Regions from separate parts of the Mus musculus genome. Here regions 1 and 3 are each linked to region 2. The links are chromatin loops, found by intact Hi-C in ENCODE. Cell type or tissue: left cerebral cortex. All regions are shown on one strand.

Region 1 (8,000 bases), 380 kb before region 2:
CTGGCATTCATTGGCCAGGTCTGTCAGTTTACTAGGAAGTTATGAAATGCTAATATTTTATTCAGAATCTAGAATTCATGTATAAATAAGACACCTCCTGATCTATCATTTAGTTTCCCTATAGTCTGAGTAATGACTTAATCTTTCTCTTTATTTACTAGTTTCCAAAATATTGAGCTTTTCTGTGGTATCCTTCAGCTAGGGTCAACAGCATACATTAAAAATGTCTGCAACAGCCGGTCGTGGTGGCACACACCTTTAATCCCAGCAGAGGCAGGTGGATTTCTGAATTCAAGGCCAGCATGGTCTACGGAGTGAGTTCCAGGACAGCTCGGGCTATACAGAGAAACCCTGTCTCGAAAAACCAAAAAACAAAAAGAAAACAAAAAACAAACAAACAAAAAATGTCCACAACAGGAGCAGGACAGTGCATGCCAGTGCAGACCTTCCCAGGGCGTCGGCGGTCCTGGGGCTTACAGACATGTTTCCACAGGCTCCCCAGGCTTATCTGAGCACAGAGGCCTTTGGAGTATGTGATGCTCTGCCCTCTCTCCAGTCTCCTTACAGCCCCTCTTCTTTCTTCCTCCCTTCTCCTTCCCCTCCCCACAGCTCTGCAGTCCTGCCATAAACAGGGTTGAAATTAACCAGCATCTCTTGAAATGATCCTGGCTCTACCCTCATTGAGTTCTGAATTAACATGCTATTTGATTAATTCAATTAAAAGCTTATCTTCATAGCGTTATTAAAGTGTGGCTTTGAAAGTTGGGCATGGTGGAGAGCACATCTGTAGCCCCCAGCTTTCAGGAGCCCAAGGCAGGAGGCTTGGTGTGGTTGGCCAGCCTGAACTACAGAAGACCCTATCTCCAGAAACCCAGACAAACAAACAAATACAACTTGACCCTGTGGTTGGCATTTTCTCTCCCTCTCACTTGCTGTGTGTTTCTGACTACACCTAGGGAGGGCCTCATGCCTGCCACCACGCTGAGGCTGGGCTCCCTCGGCAGCCAGGTTCTCTCTGTTTGATAGGGCAGTTCCTGTAGGACTGTGAGGAAGAGGCCCTCAATTGTAGTGGGCGTTGCATACCTACATCTACTTTGTTTCTCAAAGGACTTGTGAGAGATGGCAAACGTGGTCGCTATGGGGCCCTCATCAAATGAATATTTGGTAAATCTAAAATTTTTAGAAATTATAGACTTAAGAGATGATCATTTTCTTTTCCAAAATTCCTTTTCAGATGAGACAAACGGATCAGAAGGTAATCACAGCCCTAACTCACAGGCCTTGGAGCCTGAGCCACACTGGAGATGGGAAGCCTCGCTACAGCGTCTTTTGGAAGCAGTCTGTGTTTGTGGTGTTGGACATCTTGCTGGACTGGAGCATGCACAATGTCTTGTGGTACCTGTGTGGGATTTCAGCCTTCCTCATGCAGAAGGATTTTGTCTCCCCGTAAGTTAGAAGTTTTTGTCTCTTGGCTTCTGGTGTCCTGGGTGCTTTTTCTGGAAAGGAGGCGTTAAAGAAGTGGGCAGACTGAGTTGTTTGTGACTCATGGGTCCCCTGGCCTGTAAGTTAGAGCAGTGCCAGCTGCTGGAAGTGTGTGGGAAGATGTCAGACATGGTTCATTGATTCACAACAGGCTAACCAGATACTCTGTTTCATTAGTTTGTTTGTTTACTGCTTGTATGTGTAGTGTTTGTATGTGTGCTGTATGTATGTGTAGTGTTTGTATGTGTGGTACCTGTATGTGTGGTGTGTGTTTGTATGTTGTATGTGTGGGACTCACTGATGGAGCTGGTCCTGTGAGAAGCTACCTTTTCCTCAGGATCTTCTCCAGCTCCTGAGCACTGGGACTATAGATGGTCTGTGATGTCTCCCAGTTTTTATGTGGCTGCTGGACACCCAACTCTGGTTCTTGAATGACAAGCATTTTTTATTATGTTTTAAAAGTAAATTACAATTTATAACATATTAATCATGTAATATGTCAGCAAGTTCTTGCTCTCCGTGTAAATGTGTGTGGCAGAGCTGATGCATCATAGCCCACCTCATCAAACAGGGTTTCTCTGTGTAGCTCTGCCTGTCCTGAAGCTCACTCTGCAGACCTCTGGCTTCAAACCCACAGAGATTTACCTGCCTCTGCCTCTCCAGTGAGTGCTGGGATTAAGCTTACACCACCGCCCAACCCCAGTCCAGTGTTGTAAAGCATTTTTAGAAAGTGGTGACATTGCACTGCTTGTGATTGGCTCCCTTGGGAAACTAGACGGAGGGAAGTGCCACAGCGGAAACCGCGTATGGCCATGGCCTTCTAGCTCCCATCCTCCCTTCTGCTTGTCTGTTCTCTCGCTTACTGACATCTCTGAGCTGTCTGTGGCAGCCTTAGAGCTGTAGACGCACACTGTAGCTCCATCCGACTTCCAGCTTGCTATTCTGGCAGCCATTTGGCTATGGCCAACAGTGCTGTCAGGTGCTGCATGAGGAAGCGGAGGGTACAGTAGTGAAGAAGCAGAGCCGCGCTCTTTGCCTCCTTGACTTCCATGTCCAATTGGACAGGGATGCCAGTCCAGCCTTGAGTCTAGTAAATACAAAGCCACAGCTGAGGGCTGCCAGTGGGTAAGTGCTTCTGTGCGAGCTTTGGGGTCTGAGTTCACATTCCTAGCAGCCGGATGCAAACTGGCGCAGTAGCATGTGTGTGGCTAGAGCAGCAGATTCTGGGAATCAGTCTAGCTGGAGCTTCGATCTCCGGGTTCATTGAGACACCCTGTCTCAAATCTAAGATGAGAACAATAGTGAAAGACAGCGCCATCAACAGCTTCAAGGACAGCAGTGCATAGGCCTTGTATTCTGATCTAGTTTCGCACAGGGAGGTGTCCCAAGGAAGAAGGAGGGGAATGGTAATTGTTACCACGGTGGCACAGGCCTGAAAGTCAAGCAACTCTGGAGGCTAAAGCAGAAGGATTGCATGTTCAAGGGCAGCCCGGGCTCCAGTGAGAGCATAAAACAGAAGTGAAGAGACGCTGCGGTACAGTTGAGGATGACTGCCTCCCTGCGTGCCCGAGGCCCAGGGTCACACTCCAGCCTCTCTATCAGCCAGCGGGTAAAGGACATCCAGGCCTGCTCTTGTCGGGCCAGTGCTGTGGGAGCACGTGAGGAAGTGGGCATGGTGGAGGTGGGAGGCTCACACCTGGGTCTCTTTACCTGGCCTCACCAGAGTGGTTACCTGGCATCTTCCTTGAGGATGTCTCAGCTACACGCCAAGGTAGCTCATTTGTCTTGAGAAATTACCAGTTCTGGAGTGGGGGCTGTGAGCCTTTTGTCTGCCTGGAAGTCACTGAATCATCTTGAATCACCTGTAAATCTGAGAAAATGTGGTTGTTCTAGGCTTGCTGTTTGAAGGTATGTTTCTGGTTTGTGTCACAACAGCTGCTTTTATATTGTGACCTTTCCCATACCTGGGGACACTCAGGACTTCTCAGCTTTTCACCAGATATGGGACAGGGTGCCAGGAGCAAACTAAGCTCTGCCTGTGAACTGCAAGGAAGAAAGCGTTGAGGGAGGGTGTAGAGCGCTGTTCTTCCCCAGGAGCGGAGGACAGAGAAGCTCTGGTGACCTGAAAGGGAGGCTCCTGCAGTACAGAGAGAAACGGACAGTGTGGTTGGTGTAAGAGGGCAGAGATGATAGCCCTTGGTGACTGTGATGTGTGTGAGCTCGGATGATGATGTAAAGCAGACATAAGCCGTGCCTGCTTCCCAGCCTCTGACTGCGGTAGGAGGCCAGCTGGAGGCTCTCTGGGAGCAGTTGGCAGTCACAGAGCACATGCTTTGAGCTCTCAATTCCAGGACAGCTGTCCATTCTAACACGGCTGATTTTCCCCTTTTCTCCAGGGACTATTTGAAGAAGTGGTCAGCTAAAGGAATCCAGGTTGTGAGTTGGACTGTCAATACCTTTGATGAAAAGAATTACTACGAGTCCCACCTTGGGTCCAGCTACATCACTGACAGCATGCTAGAAGACTGTGCACCTCACTTCTAGACTCCCCAGGAGGAAACACAGTTGCGAAACTGCCTGGAGGCCTCTTGCAGGGACATGAGAACACTCTGTTAGCACAAGCCCTGGGGACCCTGTGGCTCATACTAGCAATAGTCACAGTGTCACCCCAACAAGCAGAAACCAGGCATGGTGACCATGCTCCAAGGAAGGCTCCACACTTGCCCTTAAAATTCTGGATCTGCAAAAAGGCAGGGTGGCCCCACCCTGACCCCGCTGAGGGTACAGAGCCACGAGGATGAGCAGAGTGGGTCCTGCAATTAGGGCGCAGGCACCAATGCATGGGGCTTGCATGATCACTCCAAGTTGACATTTTAAATCTTGCCGTACTTCAGTAATTCACTTATTTCCAATATTTGTCGTCAGCTTTGTTAATGGCGACCTGTAGGTGTCAAACTTGTGACCACACTAATAAAATCATTGAAAGGTGAACAGAGGGCAAACTGTGTACTGATCTTCTGGTCCTACAGTGCCTGGGAGGCCTTTCCTGCTTTAGTTTCAAGACTTGGAATTATCTGTGTCATCTTGATGTAAGCACTTCTGACCACCAGGGGGCAGAGCGGCAGCTTTCCCATCGTGCTTGGAAGCCTGATCACTGGCAGGTTCTTAGATAAAGAACCAGGAGAACGGGTCTGAGGATCTGGGCTGCTCTTCATTTCTCAATTGCAGATGCACAGACTGGTGCCGGCCTCAGCCCTGACTCAGACCTACTGTTCCTTTTGCTGTCGTTGCTCTAGACTGGGAACTAGATGAGGCATTTGTAAGCACAGTCATCTGCAGCCCTGGGCAAAACGCTTACGGATGCTTGGCATCATCTTCAGAGGTGAGGAAGCAGAGGCAGCGCAGTTAGGGACGTACCTGAGTCCATCATAAAGTCCACAGGCAGTGTCCAGTTCCAGGCCCTGGCCATCCCACAGGGACAAAGCGGCTGTGTGTGTGTGTGTGTGTGTGTGTGTGTGTGTGTGTGTGTGTGTGTTGTTTTTAGTTGTTGAAGGAAGGGGTGGCAACACGTACCACCACTGCTGCCCCAGACGTTAGAAGACGACTTGCAGGTTTGTCCTTCCCCCATGGGTCCCTGACGTTGAACTCAGACTATTGGGTTTGGTAGCACTTTTTCCGTGTTGAACCCTCATACCAGGCCTTAGCATGCGATGCTAGAAATTCAGCCTAGGCTTTACCTGTGGTAAGTCGTCTGTCAGAGTTATATCTAGACCTCTTTTTAAAACAAATTTAAATTAAGCCAGATGTGGTACACATCTTTAATCCCAGCAGTTTGGAATCAGAGGCAGGGAGATTCTGAGTTCAGGCCAGTCTGGTCTACAGAGCAAGTTCTAGGACAGACAGGGCTACACAGAGAAACCCCATCTCAAAAAGAAAAATTTTCAAATTCCCTTTGGTGTGAGAGTGCACGTGGCACACATGTGGAGATGGAAGGACGGCTTGCCAGGGTCTTCACACCACGCGGGTCACAAAGTTGAATTCAGGTCATCAAGCTTGGTGAGCGCCTCTGTCTGCTAGGCTTTTAACTCACTCCAGCCCCTTTAAGACAGAGTTCCACTAAGTTATTTAGAGTAGCCATAAACGTAAAATCTCTCAGGTTCCCAAGTAGCTGAGGTTGTAGGCCAGCATCAAGAGACATAGCTGTAAGTGGTGACATTTAAAATGAAGCTAGAGCCGGGAGTGGTGGCACATGCCTTTGATCCCAGCACTCGGGAGGCAGAGGCAGGCGGATTTCTGAGTTTGAGGTCAGCCTGGTCTACAAAGTGAGCTCCAGGACAGCCAGGGCTATACAGAGAAAAACCCTGTCTCGAAAAAAAACCAAAAAAAAAAAAAAAAGAAGCTAGTTTCTTTGCTGGAGATCAAACCTAAGGCTTTGTGCATCCTAGACAAGTGCTCCACCCCTGAGCCTCACCCCAAGTCCTTGGGTTTTTGAGACAGTCATGTTATTGATCTCAGGCTGGTCTTAAGCTTTCTGCCTCAGCATTCCAACTATAGGGGTTATGGGAATGTGCTGCCACACCTGGCTCTTTATAAATGTTGACTAGAAGTATCTGAGGTCTCCTTTATTACCAGAGCCTTCACACACAGTATCAAAACCTGACATCCTTTCTTGTCACCTAGCTGTATGGACTGGTGGCATTCTAAAACTCACTGGCTGCTGTACGCCAGCAGGACTGTGGAAACACCATGACTAGCTTGTGGGTCTATGGCAGGCCACAGATGGGGCTGAAAGGTCAGAGAGGTGGGAGGGAGAAGCTAGCAGGGGCAGACAGGTCAGCTTCAGGCTGGCTGTGATGGTATACCCCTGTAATCTCAGTACTTGGGACGCAGAGGCAGGAGAGCCTTCATTTTGAAGCCAGCCTGACTACATAGACTCAAAATATTTAAAAACCTTTGCCTTCCATTAGTTTTGGTGCTAGACTGAGCCCAGGGACTCACAGTGAGCATATACTCCACACCGAGCTTTAAGCCCAAGGAAGTTCTCTTGGGAAAAAAAAAATTTTTTTTGAGACAGTGTTTCTCTGTGTAGCCCTGGCTGTCCTGGAACTCACTCTGTAGACCAGGCTGGCCTCGAACTCAGAAATCCGCCTGCCTCTGCCTCCCAAGTGATTGAAGGTGTGCGTCACAATGCCCGGCTTCTCTTGAAATTTTTAACATTTATTAAATATCTAAGCATGTCACACTGTGACCAAGTGATACGAGGGAGGAGAACGTGACCCCAGAAAACACATCTGAGGCCTGATTGAGCCTTGGGGCCCTTCAAAATGGGTGCCTGGCATGTGACATAACAGGACAGGAGAGGAGCAAAGGGGGGGATTTCCTAGAAAAGGGTGAGGGCTGAGGGGAGATGGAGCAAGGTGAGGTTGGGAGACAGGAAAGGGGGGAGGGGCACCAGGGAGGGAGGAGGTGGGGGAAGATGATGGACTGGGGAGAAAAGCAAAAGCATTGATGTGGGAGGGAAGAGCTGGGGGAGGAGAGAATGGAGAGAGGAAGAGTCAGGGAAAGAGGGGAGTGTAGAGTGTGGAATGGAGAGAAGTCAGGGAATAAGGGGAGGAGCTGGGGAGCTAAGGGGTGAGAATTGAGAGACAGGAAAGTAGGTGTGGCGGGGAAAGGAGATGAGGGGAGAGGAGCAGGGAAGGGATCAGGAGAGGAAATGAGAGAAGCAGAAGAGGAGGGGCTGCAAGGAGGGGAGGAGAACAAAGGAAAGGGAAAGTGAACAGGGTAGAAAAGGAGGTGGGGAGAGGGCAGGGATGGGGGAGAGAGGGGTGAGGAGGGCAGGGGTGGGGGGAGAGAGGAGTGAGGAGGGCAGGGGTGGGGGAAGAGAGGGGTGAGGAGGGCAGGGGTGGAAGGAGAGAGGTGAGGAGGGCAGGGGTGGGGGAGAGGGGTGAGGAGGGCAGGGGTGGGAGAGAGGGGTGGGGAGAGGATAGGGAGGAGTGGGGGGAGGGGTGGGGAGAGGGCAGGGGTAGGGTGAGAGGGTTGGGAGAGGTGAAAGTGCAGAGGGAAGAGAAGGGGGAAGTACCAGTGGAGAGGTGATTGGGAGTGCATGGAAGTGGGGGCAGAGATAGGAAGGGTTGTTGAGAGATGGGAGGCAGGGGAGGAAGAGGAGGGGGAGGTCTTAGTTAGGGTTTTACTCCTGTGGACAGACACCAAGATCAAGGCAACTCTTTTATAAAGGACAGTATTTAGTTGGGGCTGGCTTACAAGTTCAGAGGTTCAGTCTATTATCATCAAGATGGGAGCATGGCAGCATCCAGGCAGGCATGGTGCAGGCACAGACTGAGAGTTGTACATCTTGTTCCAAAGGCAGCTATGAGAAGATTGACTTCCAGGTAGCTAGGATGAGGGTCTCAAAGCCCATACCCACAGTGACACACCTACTTCCAACAAGGTCATATCTCCTACTAGTGCCACTCCCTGGGCCAAGCATATACAAACCATCACAAAGAAAGAAAAGGGAA
Region 2 (8,000 bases):
TGAGTTCAAATCCCAGCAACCACATGGTGGCTCACAACCACCCATAATGGGAATGGCATGTCTGAAGACAGCTACAGTATACTTAACGTATAATAAGCAGGAGCAAGGACTGAGCGAGTGGAGTTGACTGGAGCGAGTGGAGTCAACCAGAGTGGGTAGAGGTCCTAAAAAAATTCAATTCTGAACAACCACATTAAGGCTCACAACCATCTGTTCAGCTACAGTGTACCTATATACATAAAATAAATACATTTTTAAAAAGAAAAAGAAAAAGCTGCCACGTTCAGGTCCACCCTCATCCTTAAAACTTGTGTCTTGGGGCTGCTGGCAAGGCGGTCTAGTGGGTAGGGTCACGTGCTGGCAAGCCATACAATTTGATTCCCAGAACCCACGTGATAGGAGATAACTGATTCCCGAAAGCTATCCTCTGACCTCCATACACACACACACACACACACACACACACCAAAGTAAATAAGTGTGGAAAAACACATTTTATAAATTTCTTTATGGCAGTAACTAACCACCGAAAGCCATAAGGAACAATGGCAGCAGGGAGCAGCCTAAATCAATTTGTCATCCATATTGATTATGCTCTGTGCTTCTGAAGGCCATGGACAACTTGCTGGGCAGGCCACACCCATTGCCTATTCCTTCGTGCCCCCACCTAACATCTCCACGAGTTTGCCTCCAGACGAGCGAGCGTGGCCTGGTAAGCTGTAAAATCCATCCAAAGGCAAAGCTGATGTGCGTAATCCAGTCTAGCTGACAGATGTACGCCATCGAGCCTAGAGCCGACAAAATCTCTACTCAGGACCTGTGGTCATTGGGCCTGGGTGTGGCTCGGTCCGTAGAGCACTTGCCTAGCACCGTTTAGACCTGGGTTCAGTCTCTAGCACGTACTACATAAACCAGATGGTATGGTGGATCTGCTTAGACACAAGCTCATTCTAAGCTACGTTGAGCTCAAGACCCAGTTCAATATATGGGTCTCTGCCTCTAGAATAGCAGTTCTCAGGTTGTGGGTCACAACCCCTTCGGAAGTTGAACAACCTTTTCATAGGGGCCACCTAAGACCATCAGAAAACACAAATATTTATATTACAGCTCATAACGATAGCAAAAATTACAAAACTTCAAAAAAGTTTTAAAATAGCAATAATTTTTGTTTTATTTTATGAGACATGGTTTCTCTGTGTAGCCCTGGCTATTCTGGAACTTGCTGTGTAGACCAGGCTAGCCTCGAACTCAGAGAGCCACCTGCCCCTGCCTTTTGAGTATTGGTACTAAAGACATGTGCTGGGGCTGGTGAGATGGCTCAGCGGTTAAGAGTGCCAACTGCTCTTCCAAAGGTCCTGAGTTCAAATCCCAGCAACCACATGGTGGCTCACAACCATCCATAATGAAATCTGATGCCCCCTTCTGGAGTGTCTGAAAACAGCTACAGTGTACTTACATATAATAAAATAAATAAATAAATATTTTTTAAAAAGACATGTGCCACCACTACCCAGCACAAAAATAATGTTATGATTGTGGGCTACCACAACCTAAGGAACTATATTAAAGGGCCACAGCATTCCGAAGGTTGAGAATCACTGCTTTAGAGCAATGCAGAAAGTTATAGTAGCACACAGAGGCAGGTGGACCCTGTGAGTTCCGTAGCCAGACTTAGTTGTCCTCTGTGTCTACAGTGGCAAGTACAGGTGCGTCCCAGAACCTACCCCAGAACTACTGTGACTGACCCAGGAACGGCTGTGACTGATCCCGGAACCTCTATGACTGGCCCCGGAATCACTATTACTGAGTTACCTTCATGGCAAAGAGACTTTGTAGATCTCATGTGTTCTTAGTCTTGAAATGGAGAAGTTACCCTGCGTTATCCAGTGAGATGCAAGAGAGTTCCAAGAGTCTCTAAAATCCTGGGTGTGGTGATGCACACCTGTGATTCCAGCATACAAAAGTTAGTGATGCAGGAAGATGATAAGCTTTAGGCCAACATAGGCTCCATAGCAAGACCTCATCTTAAAACTTAAAAAAATGGGCTGGAGAGATTGGCTCACGTGGTGGCTCACAACCATCCATAATGAGATCTGATGCCCTCTTCTGGGTGTCTGAAGACAGCTACAATGTGCTTAGATATAATAATAAAGAAATCTTAAAAAAAAAAAACTTAAAAAAATAAAATTAAAATAAGGAAGAGGTAGGAAAAGGAACAGATCAAAGAAATTGCATGAGAGCCGTTTAGAGGGCTCAGCAGGCAAAGGAGCTTGCTGTGGACCTGATGGCCTGAGTTCAATTCCCAAGACCCACATAGTGGAAGGAGAGAACCAATTGAAGAAGAAACTTCAACTGCTATTGCTGGCTTGAAAAATGGAAGAGAGGGGCTGGAGAGATGGCTCAGCCGTTAAGAGCACTGACTGCTCTTCCAGAGGTCTTGAGTTCAAATCCCAGCAACCACATGGTGGCTCACAACCATCTGTAATGGGATCCAATGCTGGTGTGTCTGAAGACAGCTGCAGTGTACTCATATACCTGAAAACATAATCAGGTAGAAACCACTGCACCCCTGAAACCTACAAAGGGAACACTGTCCTGCCAATAGGCATGTTAGCTCCTGAGACCTACTTTGGATTTCTGACCTGGAGACCTGTAAGGTAATACTTTGTGGAAAGTGTTTTTAACTTATTTTGGCAAAACATACAACATAAATATTACCACTGTAATTCTTTTTTTCTCAAGATGGGGTCTCATGTGTCGCCCAAGCTGCCCTCAATTCCCAAGCTCCTAGGGTCTAGAGTAGATGGGTCTGATGGTGCTGGCCACACCCAGCTTAATTTTCATGGTCAGCTCAGTGCAGAGTAAGAAACCTCACTCCACCATCTCTCCTCTAAGGTCCCTCTCGTGCCTAGAGAGCACATTGAAGCCATCTTTGTGTACTAGCCCATTTTCCTCAAGAACTGAGCCCACAAATCTACAACAGCACTGGAAAGAAGAGAACCAACCATTAAACTTTTTGATGAGCTGTCTTTTGATTTTTGAGAAAGGGTCTCATATTCCAGGCTGGCCATGGAATGACCTTCGCCTACACACACACACTCTCCTGCTCCCCCCTCCCTCTCCCTTCTCCCCCTCCCCCTCCCTTCCTCTCCCCCTCCCCCTCCCTTTGTATCTCTATCTCACCGGGCCTTCACCCAAACTCCTGTAATTCATAAGGTTTTACAGGAAAAACCCAGGCTTCAGGAATGCTTGACCAGCAAAAGCCAAGTCACCTCGATGAGTTTTAAAGGGACCCCCCAGGATATTTTTTAATGTGCTGTCAACATAAAGTCATTGCTCAAACTTGCTGTGTTGTTCATTAAAACAGAGGCTTTAAAATGTAAAGCCACGGTGATGAGACGGTTCGGGAGTTCTCGGCCGTGTGTTAGCCTCGTGCGCCACCTGCTGTTAGACTTGAGAACATCAACACCATGTGGTGCTTGGTTTAGGCCTTGGGTTTTGATGTGGGTTGGTTGGTTGTTGGTTGGTTGGTTAGTTGCTTGCTTGCTTGCTTGCATGTGTGCTTGATTGGTTGGTTGGTTGATTGATTGATGATTGATTGATTGATTGATTGATTGATTGCAGTAGTAGCCCACTTGTACTCAGCATCCTTCATGTTCTGATTTCATTTCTTCAATAAACACATAAAATGAAATCCATTCTAGATAAGACTGTATTTTGAGGAACTGACCATTAAAACTTCCTGCTTTCTACCTTCTACCTTTTGCAAAAACAAAAAAACAAAACAAAAAAAAAACATAAAAATGAACTGATTTCGAAATTGCCATTTGAGAGCAATTGCTAAACACTTACTACATGCTAAGCCAAATGGGGTTAGCCAACTATAGCTACAAGCCAAATTTGTGCTTTCCCATTTTTTGTTAAAGTTTTGTTGCTTGTTCTCTCTCTCTCTCTCTCTCTCTCTCTCTCTCTCTCTCTCTCTGAGAGAATGATGCTATATATCCCAGACTGGCCAGTAACTCTCAACCTCTGGCTTCCCCTTGGGTATTAGGCTCACCACTCCTGACTTAGTAAATAACATTTTCCTGGAGCACAGCCACGTGTGTCCCTACATAGCTCTGTTATTTTCATGTCCTGAAAAAATATGAAATTACTCTCCGGATCTTTGTAGTAAAAGTTAGCTCAGGCCTTGGCCAAAGTATTCACAAATCAGGCTGTTTGGTTGGCCCTCGGCTACTCTTGGTAAGAGTGTAGCTGTTTTTAAATGTGTGAGTATGTACACACGTGCCTGTGAGCATGTGTGCACACACACAAATGTGGAAGTCAGCGGGCTGTGTGTGGTCAGTTCTCTCCTTCCACATTTATGTGGGCTCAGGAAATCGAACTCAAGTTTTCAGTTTTCATGGCAGCAATTTTCATGCATTGAGCCATCTCTCTACCCTAACGATGTACCTCTTGCCACCAGATTTTGTTTGACAATTTACAATTGATCAAATGTAATCCTTTGACCAACTACAAGATCATAAAGATCAAGCTGAGATGACTTCAAATTCTTATTCTTATTCTTGTTTTTTGTTTGTTTGTTTTTTGTTTTTCGAGACAGGGTTTCTCTGTATAGCCCTGGCTGTCCTGGAACTCATTTTGTAGACCAGACTAGCCTCGAACTCAGAAATCCGCCTACCTCTGCCTACCGAGTGCTGGGATTAAAGGTGTGCACTACCACGCCCGGCTGACTTCAAATTCTTGATCCTCCTGCCTCAATTACAATGCCAAGATGTCAGGCGAACACCTCACACCAGCCTAAATTGTAATTTTTTTAGTCCGCTAATGATATTAACCCCAAACATGACTTGTGGTTTAGATCACAATCATGTCAAGATTTAACACACTAAATTATATTAGAGATATTTGAAGGGGCTAGAGAGATGGATCCATGGCTAAGAGCATGCACTGCTCTTGGAGAGGACCAGAATCCAGTTCCCAGCATCCATGTCAAGTGCCTCACAGTCACTTTCAACTCCACCTCCAGGGAGATGCAATGTCTCTGGCCTCCTGGGATGCTTCACTCATGCACATTCCCACACACAAATACACATGCAAACACATTCCTAAAAATGATTTATAAATAAATATTTTCTAAGAAAGAAACTGAACTGAATATAATGCCACACGCCTTTAATCCCAGCACTGGGGAGGCAGAGACAGGAAGATCTCTGAGTTCAAAGCCAACCTAGTCAGCAGAGTGAATTCCAGAACAGCCAGGGCTACAACAAGAAACCCTATCTCAAAAAGAAAGAAAGAAAGAGAGAGAGAGAGAGAGAGAGAGAGAGAGAGAGAGAGAGAGGATGGGAGGGGAGGGGAGGGGAGGGGAGGGGAGGGGAGGGGAGAGGAGAGGAGAGGAGAGGAGAGGAGAGGAGAGGAGAGGAGAGGAGAGGAGAGGAGAGAAGAGAAGAGAAGAGAAGAGAAGAGAAGAGAAGAGAAGAGAAGAGAAGAGAAGAGAAGAGAAGAGAAGAGAAGAGAAAATGTGGTCTCAGCCCTGGCGAGCCTCAGTCTCCTGGAAAATCCTGCTTCCTAAAAAACTAGGCCACGCGCTGGCGTAATGGCTCAGCGGGTAAGAACACTAACTGTTCTTCCAAAGGTCCTGAGTTAAAATCCCAGCAACCACATGGTAGCTCACAACCACCCATAATGAAATCTGAAGCCCTCTTCTGGTGCACAGCTACAGTATATAATAATAAATCTTTGGGCCAGAGAGAGTGGGGTTGACTGGAGGTCCTAAATTCAATTCCCAACAACCACATGAAGGCTCACAACCATCTGTAAAGCTACAGTGTACTCATATACATAGAAATAAATAAAATAAAATAAAAGTCATTATTAAAAAAAAAAACAAAAAACAAAAAACTAGGCCACAGGCTCACACTAACATTTGCTTGGCAACTCTATTTTGTATTCTTTTCCTAATTAACACAAAAACTCTGTCACTCAACTTTTGGTAACTTCTTTCCCTCATCTCTTCTAAAAGACTCTCTTGGGCTGGAGAGATGTCTTAGAGGTTAAAAGCACTGACTGATCTTCCAAGGTCCTGAGTTCAATTCCCAGCAACCACACGGTGGCTCACAACCATCTGTAATGAGATCTGATTCCTTCTTCTGGTGTGTCTGAAGACAACTACAATGTACTCATATAAATAAAATAAATAAATCTTAAAAAAAAATAAAAGATTCTCTTCGGAACAATTAAAATAAACTTTGACACCTGGCAACAGATGATTTGTTTAAAAATAATGCCTTCTAGTTGGGACACGGTCAGTGTTCCAGGCTCTGTCTAGCATGCACAGAGCCCTAGGCTCCACCTGCAGCCCAAACGAAAAGTCATCCAATCATCCCACTTGTAACAGTGCAGCTGCAGCTGCCAGCGGCAGAGTCCCCAGACTCCAGGGAAGCTGAAATGACCCAGGGTGCCCAATGACACCACACACACTCATGCCACACACACTCAGGCCACACACACACACAGCACACTCACACCACACACACACACACACCACTCACACCACACATACACCACTCACACCACATACCACACACACACACACACAACATACACACACACACCACTCACACCACACAAACTCATGCCACATACACCACATACACACCACTCACACCACACAAACTCATGCCACACACACCACACACACACACACAAACCACACACACACACCACTCACACCACACACCACACAAACTCATGTCACACACACCACACACACATACATGTCACACACACACACCACACATACAAACCTCATACACATACCACACACATCCCTTACACACAACAAAACACACACACACACACACACACACACACACCCATAAGATCCAAGGATCATCTCTAGAGAAGAGGCTTCTGGTCAGATGGAATCTCAGAAGCTTTTGTTGTTGTTGTTGTTGTTGTTGTTTTCCTACCAGAGGATGGATTCTCAGATCTCACTCTCAGGAGTAAGACTCACAAGATAAAACTTCATGGTATAACCCAAAAGGTCCGAGTCACCTGGCCCCTCCCCCTCTCTGATTGCCATGTAATGCTCCCCCTGGTTGTGCAATGGTGATTGTCCGCCCATTCTAGCAATTGTTGCCTCCTCCTGGATGCCCTCCTTGTTTTTCCTATGCCTGCTCTCCTGTTTGTCTGTGTTCCCACAGGGCACTCGGAGCACACCACAGGTTCCCTCACTTGAGGCCCATGGCTTATGGGTCTCTCTAGCCTCAGCACCCAGCCCAGCGCTAGGTGGAGCTCAGTGAACATCTTGGGGGAAGAGAGGGAAGAAGAGAGGAAGGTTTCAGCTTTATCATGTCAATAAAATGTGTCCCTTCTGCTGCCAGGAGCCTGCCACGGATAGGCATCGCCAGTGAGGCTGAGGGCATGTGTCGTTGCTCCACTGTAGTCATTTAGAGGAAAGAGAACATAAGTGGCCTTTGATAGGGGATTGGTTAATGAGATGCAAAATGGACACAGCTGTTGGGTAATAGGAAGCAGATCTGGATGTGACCCAGTGGGATGCTGTCCAATGAGTGCTATAAAGAGAGAGGCTGTACTGGGACTGTTGATGTAGCTCATAGTCAAAGCATGTGTTCAGCCTGTGCAAGGCCCTGGCTCCCATTCTCAATACCAAAGGGGGGGTGAGGTGGGGGGAGATGAGCGCCTAACAGTGAGCAAACTGTGACCCCCAAAGGGCTGGAGAGATGGCTCAGTGGTTAAGAGCACTGTCTGCTCTTCCAGAGGTCCTGAGTTCAATTCCACATGGTGGCTCACAGCCACCTAACCTGAGATGAGATAGAGGACTCATGTGACTCCGAGTATGGAATTTAAAAGGGAGGAGCAAGTTGGCCAGCATTGCGATGAAGGTGCTTGCGCCAAGGCTGGCCACCTCCATCTCATTCCTGGAACCCACATGGTAGAAGAACAGAACAGGAGTGATCCCTGGAGTCAAGAGT
Region 3 (8,000 bases), 290 kb before region 2:
GGCATCAAGACAACAAAGAGAGCAAAGTCCTTTTCAGCTCAGTGTTTTATTTCTATGACACCATAAGGAAGTAAGTCGGGCTTTGAACTGTGGGTCCCTTGGAAACGTAGTACTGATAGACCCTGGTCTCACAGATGCTCCCAGCTCTGGGACAGTGTGTTCTGCAGCCAGCACCCCTGAGGCAGCATCTGAAGGTAGCCTTAGCTCACAATTATGATCCCAGGTGGCCTGTGCCTTGGAGGCAGTGTGGATGTGGCTGACAGCTCAAGGAGGCAGTTCAAAATTCAAATCCCGACTCTTGTTCTTCGTCCTCTTCTAGTTTCAGTGTTACCCTCCTTATCTGAGAAATGGAAGCAAAATCCTCCACCTCCTCAGCGGAGGCAACACTGGAGATAAATGGGACTTTTGTGACTCAGGTCCTTTCTAGTCACCCAAGACTCAACCTAGAGAGAAACCACAGCTGAGCAGATACACTCTACCTTCCCTCAGTGAGGCCTCTAAGAAGGAAACATTCAAAAGGAAGGAAAGAGATGGGGGCAGTGGCACAAGTCTGAACTCCTAGCTCTTGAGTGACCGAGGTAGGAGGATGTCAAGAATGGAGTCAGCTCAGAAAACATAGTGAGAAAGACCCTGTCTCTTAAACAAGGAAGGAGAAAGGGAGGAAGGGAGAGAGGGAGGGAGGGGGGAGGGGGAGGGAGGGGGGAGGGGAGGGAGGGGAAGGGGGAGGGGGAGAGGGATGGGACTTATCCTTCTTGTTCTTAGCTTGCAATATTGACACCCACATCAAAACGCTAAGTAGGGCTAGGAATGTCCTCAACCGGCAGAGGGCTACCTGGCATACGCAAAGCTCTGGGGGCCATCTCGCGACAGATAAACCAGACAGTAGGCAGCCAGTGAGCCCTGTGACTTCAGCCCTCAGGAGGTAGAGGCAAGAGAATCTGGAGTTTGAGGGCATCCTCAGTTACACATGCGTTTAAGGCCAGACCATGATACAAGAGTCCCTGTCTCAAAAGCAAAAGGTAAAAACACAATTAACTAATGCAATTAAAAATAAATGTATTGGGCTGGAGAGATGGCTCAGTGGTTAAGACCACTTGTTATTGCAGAGTGGGATCTGGTAAGCAGACCTGGCCCCCAGGTTCTTCCCGCACCTCTCAGTCCCTACCTGGCATGCCCTGTCCCTAACCCTGAACTTAGCAGCCCAGGGACTGGGCAACCCTCCACCGAGGCTCTTCTCTATATAATCCAGACATTTTGGTCCCTCTGCCTCTCCCTGCACCTCCCTGTCACCCTCCTTCATTCCCTCCCCCCTTCCTTCTCTTTTGTTTTCCTCTTCTCTCTCTACTAAAGAGCTCTGTCTTCCTCCCCTACCCACCCCTTTTCCCCATTGTAACTTCCCTGGCCTCCATCCTTGGGGCCCAGCTTCCCAATAAACCTGACTTTAATATACTCTGATCTGGCTTGAGTTGGCTCATTTCACTGGTAGCTGAGAAATCACCTATCAACACCCACTTCAGGTAACTAACTGCCTGTAATTTGGCTCCTGGGGATGCAGTGCCCTTCAGGGGTCCTGCACTAATGTGTACAAACCACACACATGCTCATAATTAAAAATAAAAATAAAATCTTGGGGGTGCACCACCAGCACTCAAAAGGCAGAGGAAGGCAGAGCTCTGAGTTGAAGTCCAGCCTGGTCTACATAGCAAAGGCAGGCCTGCCAGGGCTACAAGAATGGAGTCAGCCCATAGACAGGGATACTCTGTCAAAAAACAAACAAACAAACAAACAAAAAACCAACAAAACAAACAAACAAAAAACAAAAACAAACAAACAAAAACCAACAACAAACAAAAACTTAAGAACAAGTAAGTAAAATTTACATTTTAAATGCAAAATGGTGAATTTTTTTTTCCTAAAGGAGAGATGGGACTTTTCTTCCTCACAAATTGAGGAAAGGCCTTAAAATATGAGAGGAAGTAGAAGATGGTCCCCTAGAGGATGGCTTGGTTTGGGACAGAGATAAGTCCCCAGCTGCCAGCAACTGAGGAATGCAGGGGTCGCAGAGAGGGCGTCGAGGAACCACAAGGCAAAAGGTCCTTTCTCAGTTGTCAGGCACCGTTTCCTGATTTCTGCCGTATTAGAGTTTGGGCATTTTGTCATCTTAGGGTGCTTAGCAGTAGCGTCCCAGAACTCTCCCCGTTTCACACAAGAGAACCCCAAGTATAGGAGACACACAAGTTCCACCCAGTCTCTCTCTTCTGGAAACCATCCCATCTAGCCAGGGACTCTGCCCTAGACATTGTGAGATGGTTCTTGCGTTGGCCGCAGGTGCCCTCCAGACCTGGCGGTAAGCGGTCGCAGGGGAAGACAGGCAGGAAGGGAGAAGTTTTTTGATATTGGCTTAGACACGTTCGGGGTTTTGGACCTGTGGCTATGGGACTTTCTTAAGAAAGGAAATTGATCTTGAAGATATTCTCATGCAAATTGCAGTTTAGACAATCCTACCCCGTTTTTTGCTACCACAGAAGGCCAGCGCTGCTGTTGGGGTGCAGAGGCTGCCGGGGCCCTTAGCTCCTAGATCCGCCCGCCCCGCTCCCGCTCCCCCCTGCTCCCCGCCCCACTTTCACCCAATCCACCTGCGTAGCTCCTGCTTCCGTGCCACAGCCGCTACCCTCCGTGCAGGGCAACCGTCTCACCCGGGCGCAGCGCCTCTCTCACACTCACAGTGTGCTCCAGCTAGGACCTAGGACTGTGCGCAGGCTGCCGCGTGTCGTCCTAGTATCCAGGGGCCGGCTACAGTATTCTTAGCATCCAGCAGGTCCCTGAAGACGGTGGCTATAGACAACTACTGCTCGTTCCAGTGTACACACACTACTGTCTCCCATGAAAGCCCCACCCCTCCGCTCAGCAGAAGCCAGGGCCATGGAGTCCCCAGGGGATGCCGGAAGGCATTGGGGCTGGAGCGACTAGCTCCAAAAGCTTTGCCGGCCACACTGTGGGAATCTAAAGAAATGCAGAGTCACATGGAGATTCGGATCACCAGAATCAGACACAGAATCAGACACCACAGTGAGGAGCACCCTGCCACTCACCACTAGAGCGACACTGTCCATCCAATAACAAACCAAGTGGTCAGGGTGGTGACCCAGCCTGTCATCCCAGATCTTTCCAAGACAGTCCCTGTGACTTAGTGAAATCCTGCCTTTCAATAGGAAGGAAAACGTCAGCCAGACTGTTGGCCCAGGCTTGTAATCTGCACTTACGAGACTGAGGCAGGAGGATTGCTGAAAGTTTAAAGCAGCCAGAGCTACAGAGGGGAAATTTCATAACAAAACAGAGAGGTTTTTTTTTTAATTACATTTTATTTATTGGGGGTCCATGGGAACATGTATGGAGATCCAAGAACAACATGTAGGGGTCCATTCTTGTTTTCCGTCACGCTGTCAAGCACAGCAGCAAGCACCTTTACCTTCTAAGCTCTCACACGGGTCTCAAGTAGCTGGACCGGCCTTGAGCTCCTGATGTGCCAGGACTATAGGCATGCTTCACACCCAGCCTGTCTTGAACAAGAGATTCTGACACTGGGCAAGATGAGTCTGGTACAACAGCTTGAATGCTCCGAGTTGTACTCGCACAGGAAACAACCACAGACAGAAGCTTTGGGGCGCTGAGGGGGTGCTGAGGTGGCGTTCCCCAGATGAGGACGTTCCGGAGACAAGCCACATAGCGCCGTGGCTCTTCTCCGTTGAACTGCACCTGAAGGATGAGGATGATAAGTTGCAAGCCATTTGCTTTCCGTTACTGTTAAGAAATGTGTGTGTGTGTGTGTGTGTGTCTGCTTCAGTACCACCCAGCTGTCGTTCTGACTATTGCAGGGGGGACATGGTGTGTCAGGCACAGCAGGGTCCCTAAGGAAGCACTGTACCAGCAAACAGACTCTGTTGCCTGTTTATCTCAGAGGCTATTATTACCTAGTTCTGCGACCAAGAAGATCACGATATGGTTATAGACATAGTTCTTTAACATACACGCAAGACCGCTCAGTTGGATAAAGGGGTTTGAATCCACGCTTGCCTGACTTCTACCCACATGGTATAAAGGTGGAGGAATTTACTACCTACTAAAAATAGTTGTCTGACTTACACACACACACACACACACACACACACACACACACAGAGAGAGAGAGAGAGAGAGAGAGAGAGAGAGAGAGAGAGAGAAATAAGTTTAAAATGTAAGCACATTTGTCTTCATTGAGGCATTTTTTTAAAGGCCCACATGGCAAGGCAAGGCATGGTGGCTCATGCCTTTAATCCCAGCACTGAAGTGGGGGCAGGTGGACCTGTGAGTTTTAGGACAGCTTGTGCTACAAAAGGAGTTCCAGGCCAGTTGGGACCACATAGTAAAACACTTTTTAAAAATAATAAACAAACAAACAAAACCGGAATAAATGCCCCACCCAAATCTCTGCCCAAATATCCTCAGCTAGCCTGAAAAAGACCATAAAGCACTACTTGAAAGGTGGTGACTCTGGGACACTAAGGGATTTGACTTGGTGGGTTTTTTTTCCAGAAACTGTGACCGGTCCGTAGCAGCCGGAGATCAGGCTCCCAGAGACCTAGCAGAACCCTGGCCACCTTCGGAAACACTCATTATAACCAAGATTTAGTCTGCCCTCTCCTGGGAGGATGGTGTTTACCTCTGCAGAGTCGCGCGCGCGTGCCATCAATACAAACTTGGCAAAGTTCCCCAGCTGGCCTGACCGGTTCCCATGCCTGCTCTCTGGCTCCCTCTTGTGGCTACTTGCCTCTAGGGTGAGGCAGAAAAGGGAGGCTTCGTCAAGGAAAGACGACTAGGAAGGGATCTAGCCCAGTCTACGGAAGGGACTCACTGGTCAAAGAAGCTCAAATTAGGTGCCCACCTGGCACGTGATATCATGCACTCAATCATGTGACAGGATAACAGAGTGCTTGAGCTCTGGTCTCCCAGTCCGGTCCAGAAAACATAGTCATAGCGTGTCTTAAGTTTAAAGACACGGAAATCTAGACACGGGGAGGTAATTCAGACAGAGACAAAGGGAACTTATGTAACATTGCCCTACAGAGCCAGTTCTGGGTCTGCTTGACCTCAGGGCCACACGACCTACATTGCTTCTGTGCCATGCTGGCTGGCGTGACTGGGTCCATCAGAGAACCGTAAGAATCCCACACGCAGACTCCAAGACGAACCTGAAAGCACCAGACAGCCCCGTTTATTTAATGCTAGCACAGCATGCCTTTAATTAAGACAAGCGTCTTTAAATCAGAGGGGCTCAGTGAGTAAGAGCACTTGCTGCAATCATGGGGACATGAGTTCAAATCCCCAGCACTAAGCCACGGGTGGCTGCACTCACACTGTAACCCCATTCTGGGGTGAGGGTTGTGGGGCATGGGCTAGAAAGAGGAAAACACTTAGGGTTTACTGGTGGCCGGATGAGTTCAAGGTTCAGCGAGAGACATTTGCCTTCCTTCTACCTGTGGGAAGCTGAGTCTGGTGCTCACAGCTGCATTCCCGAGCTGGCCTAGGGACTCCCCAGGCTACTTCTGGCCGTCTTCTCGAGGTAGGAGCCGAGATTACAGACTGAGCCCAATTTTACGTGGATGCTGAGGGTCCAACCTCGGATGCTCAGGCTTCTGCAGCAAGTGCGTCACCCACTGAGCCATCCCTCCCCAGTCCCCTATGGCAGCTCTTCAGTACTCTCTCAGCTTTGTGTGCTGGGAAATCCCAAGGACCTTCCTGCTCGCACTAATAGCCAGCACCAACAGAGGAAAGCAGAGGAGGTCGGCTGTGAACCATCAGTTCCATGTTACTCTACTTTAGTCCAGTTGTCCCCTCCTCCTCCCTTGCTTCAGCCAACCCCGACTCTTGTTGTTTCCTTGCCCCACCCCCCAGGGTTGGGGGTGGAACTCAGGACCTCCTGTTTACTATGCAAGAGCTTTACAGAGCTTCCCACCTCACCCCTGCCCCTGCCCCGCCCCCACTCCAGCTATTGATATCTTTGAAGCACCCAGGCAATTTGCTTCACAGGAATGTTCCAGAAGCTGTATTTGTTCCTCTTCACTGAACAGATGTCCCTTCCCAGCTGGAGACTGTGTGAACGATATATTTTTTTCTATATAAAGCACCCAATTTGGGAGGAGGGGTGGTCTTCTGTTACAGCAACTGTTGGCAGAATAGGGCTGGAGGGGAGATTAGCATATGAAAGAAGCCAGTTGGCGGAAGGCCTGGGAACTCCTCCCTCACCAGGGCTATGAGGAACAAACCAAGCTCACCCAAGGCACTCTCCCGAGAGGAGAGGCCTTAGAGACTCACCACACTCCCAGGTGGGGGTCCATCAGCACCTCTACTTTTTTCTCACCCTGGTCCAATTATTTGTTCTGGGACTTACGAACCTAGAAAGCTCAGCGGGTCCTCTCTAGACTCAGATTTACATATAACTCTGAGCTCAGTGCCCTGCCTCTGCCTCTTAGATCTGAGCTGAACAGAGATGACTAAGATTCTTTGTGTAGCCTAACTGTAAGGCTCCTAACCAACTCCAGAGCCTGCCTGTATTCTCCCCTGTGAACTCTAGTGTTGCCAGAGAGCCTTGCACAGTCATTTAGGAAGAAGGAGCCCTAATACCTGCTGCCCCTCACTGAGTGGGCCTCCTTCCTAGATGGTATCTGTCACCTGATCTATCTGCAGTGACAGTTTCATCAGCTCAGCCTAGATAGAAACCTCCTTAACTCCCTGTGGTGGCTAGTCGCCACAGTCGTCCTGATTGGAGTTCGAATCACCTCATGATTAATGAGACATTCCATCCTGCTGTGTGTGTGACAGATTGCTCACAGTTAGATACTGCAGGTTCTGACCTTGTATTTTGATGAATTCCCATCTAGATGGCACCCCTGGGAGGAAGCAGGGGTGGACGCGAGATGCTCTGCCCTCACCTCTTTCTTGCTACCATCCCTCTCTCTGCTTCTTGGCCAGCATGATAGAAGTTGGACCAACGCCTCTGAAATCTGGAATAAACTAAGTCCTCCCTCCTCCAATCTGCTCAGAGCAACTTAACTAATACAGCTCTAATATTCTGTCCTGGTAATTTCCTATCAGCAACCTCCAGCCTGCTCCTTGGTTATAGCTCCCAGATACCCAGGTCACATTAGGAGTCAAACCCACACCTCTCCCTGTCTGCACAATCCAGGTCCAGCTAATGCTTTTTTTAAACAGAGGAACAGATACCACTGATATAGGAAGAGAGTCAGGTTTGGTCATGCAGACCCATGATCCCTGAACTCTGGTGGCTTGAAGCAGGAATATTTTAAGTTTAAAGCCTGCCTGGGTTACCTAGCAAGCTCTTATCTAAAAGAGGAAAGAAGGAAAGGGGAGAAAATAGATGAGAGAGCAGAAGCACAGAGAGGCTTAGTAACAAGCCTTGGATCGCACAGCCAGTGAGTGAAGAACCATTTGCTGATCCAAGGCTGTCTCATTTTTCACTCTCTCTCTCTCTGGAAATGACAGCTTACCATGAGAAAGTTGGAATGATGACATACCAGAACAGCATGGTCCTCCCAAAAGGAGCCCTTGGAGCTCAACAGCCTTATAACAAATACCCACGAGGGCAGCTGCTGAGTGTGTGTGCTGGTGTCCTGCTGTCTGTCTGCAACAATAGCCAAAGGGAACTTTCCCTTCCCCCACTCACAGCGTTCTGGGCAGCAGCGTCTAGGCCATGAGCCACCTCAGAGAAACTTTGGCTCTCATCAGGATTCATCTCCTGCCTCGGAGATTTCAGCCAAGTCCTCCCTAGAGACAGAGAGTAGTCAGAACTCAGAGCAGGACAGTGTAGCAGGGCTGATGGGAATGGGTACAGGCGGAAGTCATTACCTCCGTAGGAGGGAAATGTTTTCCAGATGGACCGGAAGTACATCTGTGGGGGACCTTGGGAAGTGAGGAGGCCAGAGTGTGGAAGAGAGGAGGGACAC

The links. A loop is a pair of places that touch in the nucleus more often than their neighbours do. Peaks named below come from ENCODE experiments on the same cell type or tissue, not always from the same donor. Only the 100,000 strongest peaks of a DNase experiment are listed, where the experiment ranks them.
Region 1: a loop joins it to region 2, with 11 times the contacts of the local background. A loop is called at or near these places in 14 of 42 quality-filtered maps.
Region 3: it touches region 2 in a loop (3-fold over the local background); 8 of 42 quality-filtered maps call a loop at or near these places.

The regions. Positions count from the first base shown.
Region 1 is chr7:118,685,029-118,693,028 of GRCm38, reverse strand. It overlaps Gde1 (glycerophosphodiester phosphodiesterase 1), which reads left to right. Exons shown (of 6, transcript NM_019580.4): 5 at 1,235-1,446; 6 at 3,879-4,471. The coding sequence ends at 4,026. Among named protein-coding and RNA genes, the nearest start is that of Gde1, 17 kb to the left of the region's middle. In left cerebral cortex, a CTCF peak has its summit at 4,584 (motif pointing right); DNase peaks (open chromatin) are centred at 3,450, 3,736, 4,169, 4,602 and 2 more places; H3K27ac peaks cover 920 bases.
Region 2 is chr7:118,300,446-118,308,445 of GRCm38, reverse strand. No RefSeq gene overlaps it. Among named protein-coding and RNA genes, the nearest start is that of Gm35083, 22 kb to the left of the region's middle. In left cerebral cortex, CTCF peaks have their summits at 2,155, 3,448 (motif pointing left) and 7,303; DNase peaks (open chromatin) are centred at 3,438 and 7,550.
Region 3 is chr7:118,592,181-118,600,180 of GRCm38, reverse strand. It overlaps Tmc5 (transmembrane channel-like gene family 5), which reads right to left and starts at 2,884. Exons shown (of 22, transcript NM_001105252.1): 1 at 2,637-2,884. It overlaps B230311B06Rik (RIKEN cDNA B230311B06 gene), which reads right to left and starts at 7,896. Exons shown (of 2, transcript NR_169121.1): 1 at 7,721-7,896; 2 at 3,343-3,756. In left cerebral cortex, a CTCF peak has its summit at 4,783 (motif pointing left); DNase peaks (open chromatin) are centred at 4,781, 5,964, 6,191 and 7,796; H3K4me3 peaks cover 692 bases; H3K27ac peaks cover 2,965 bases.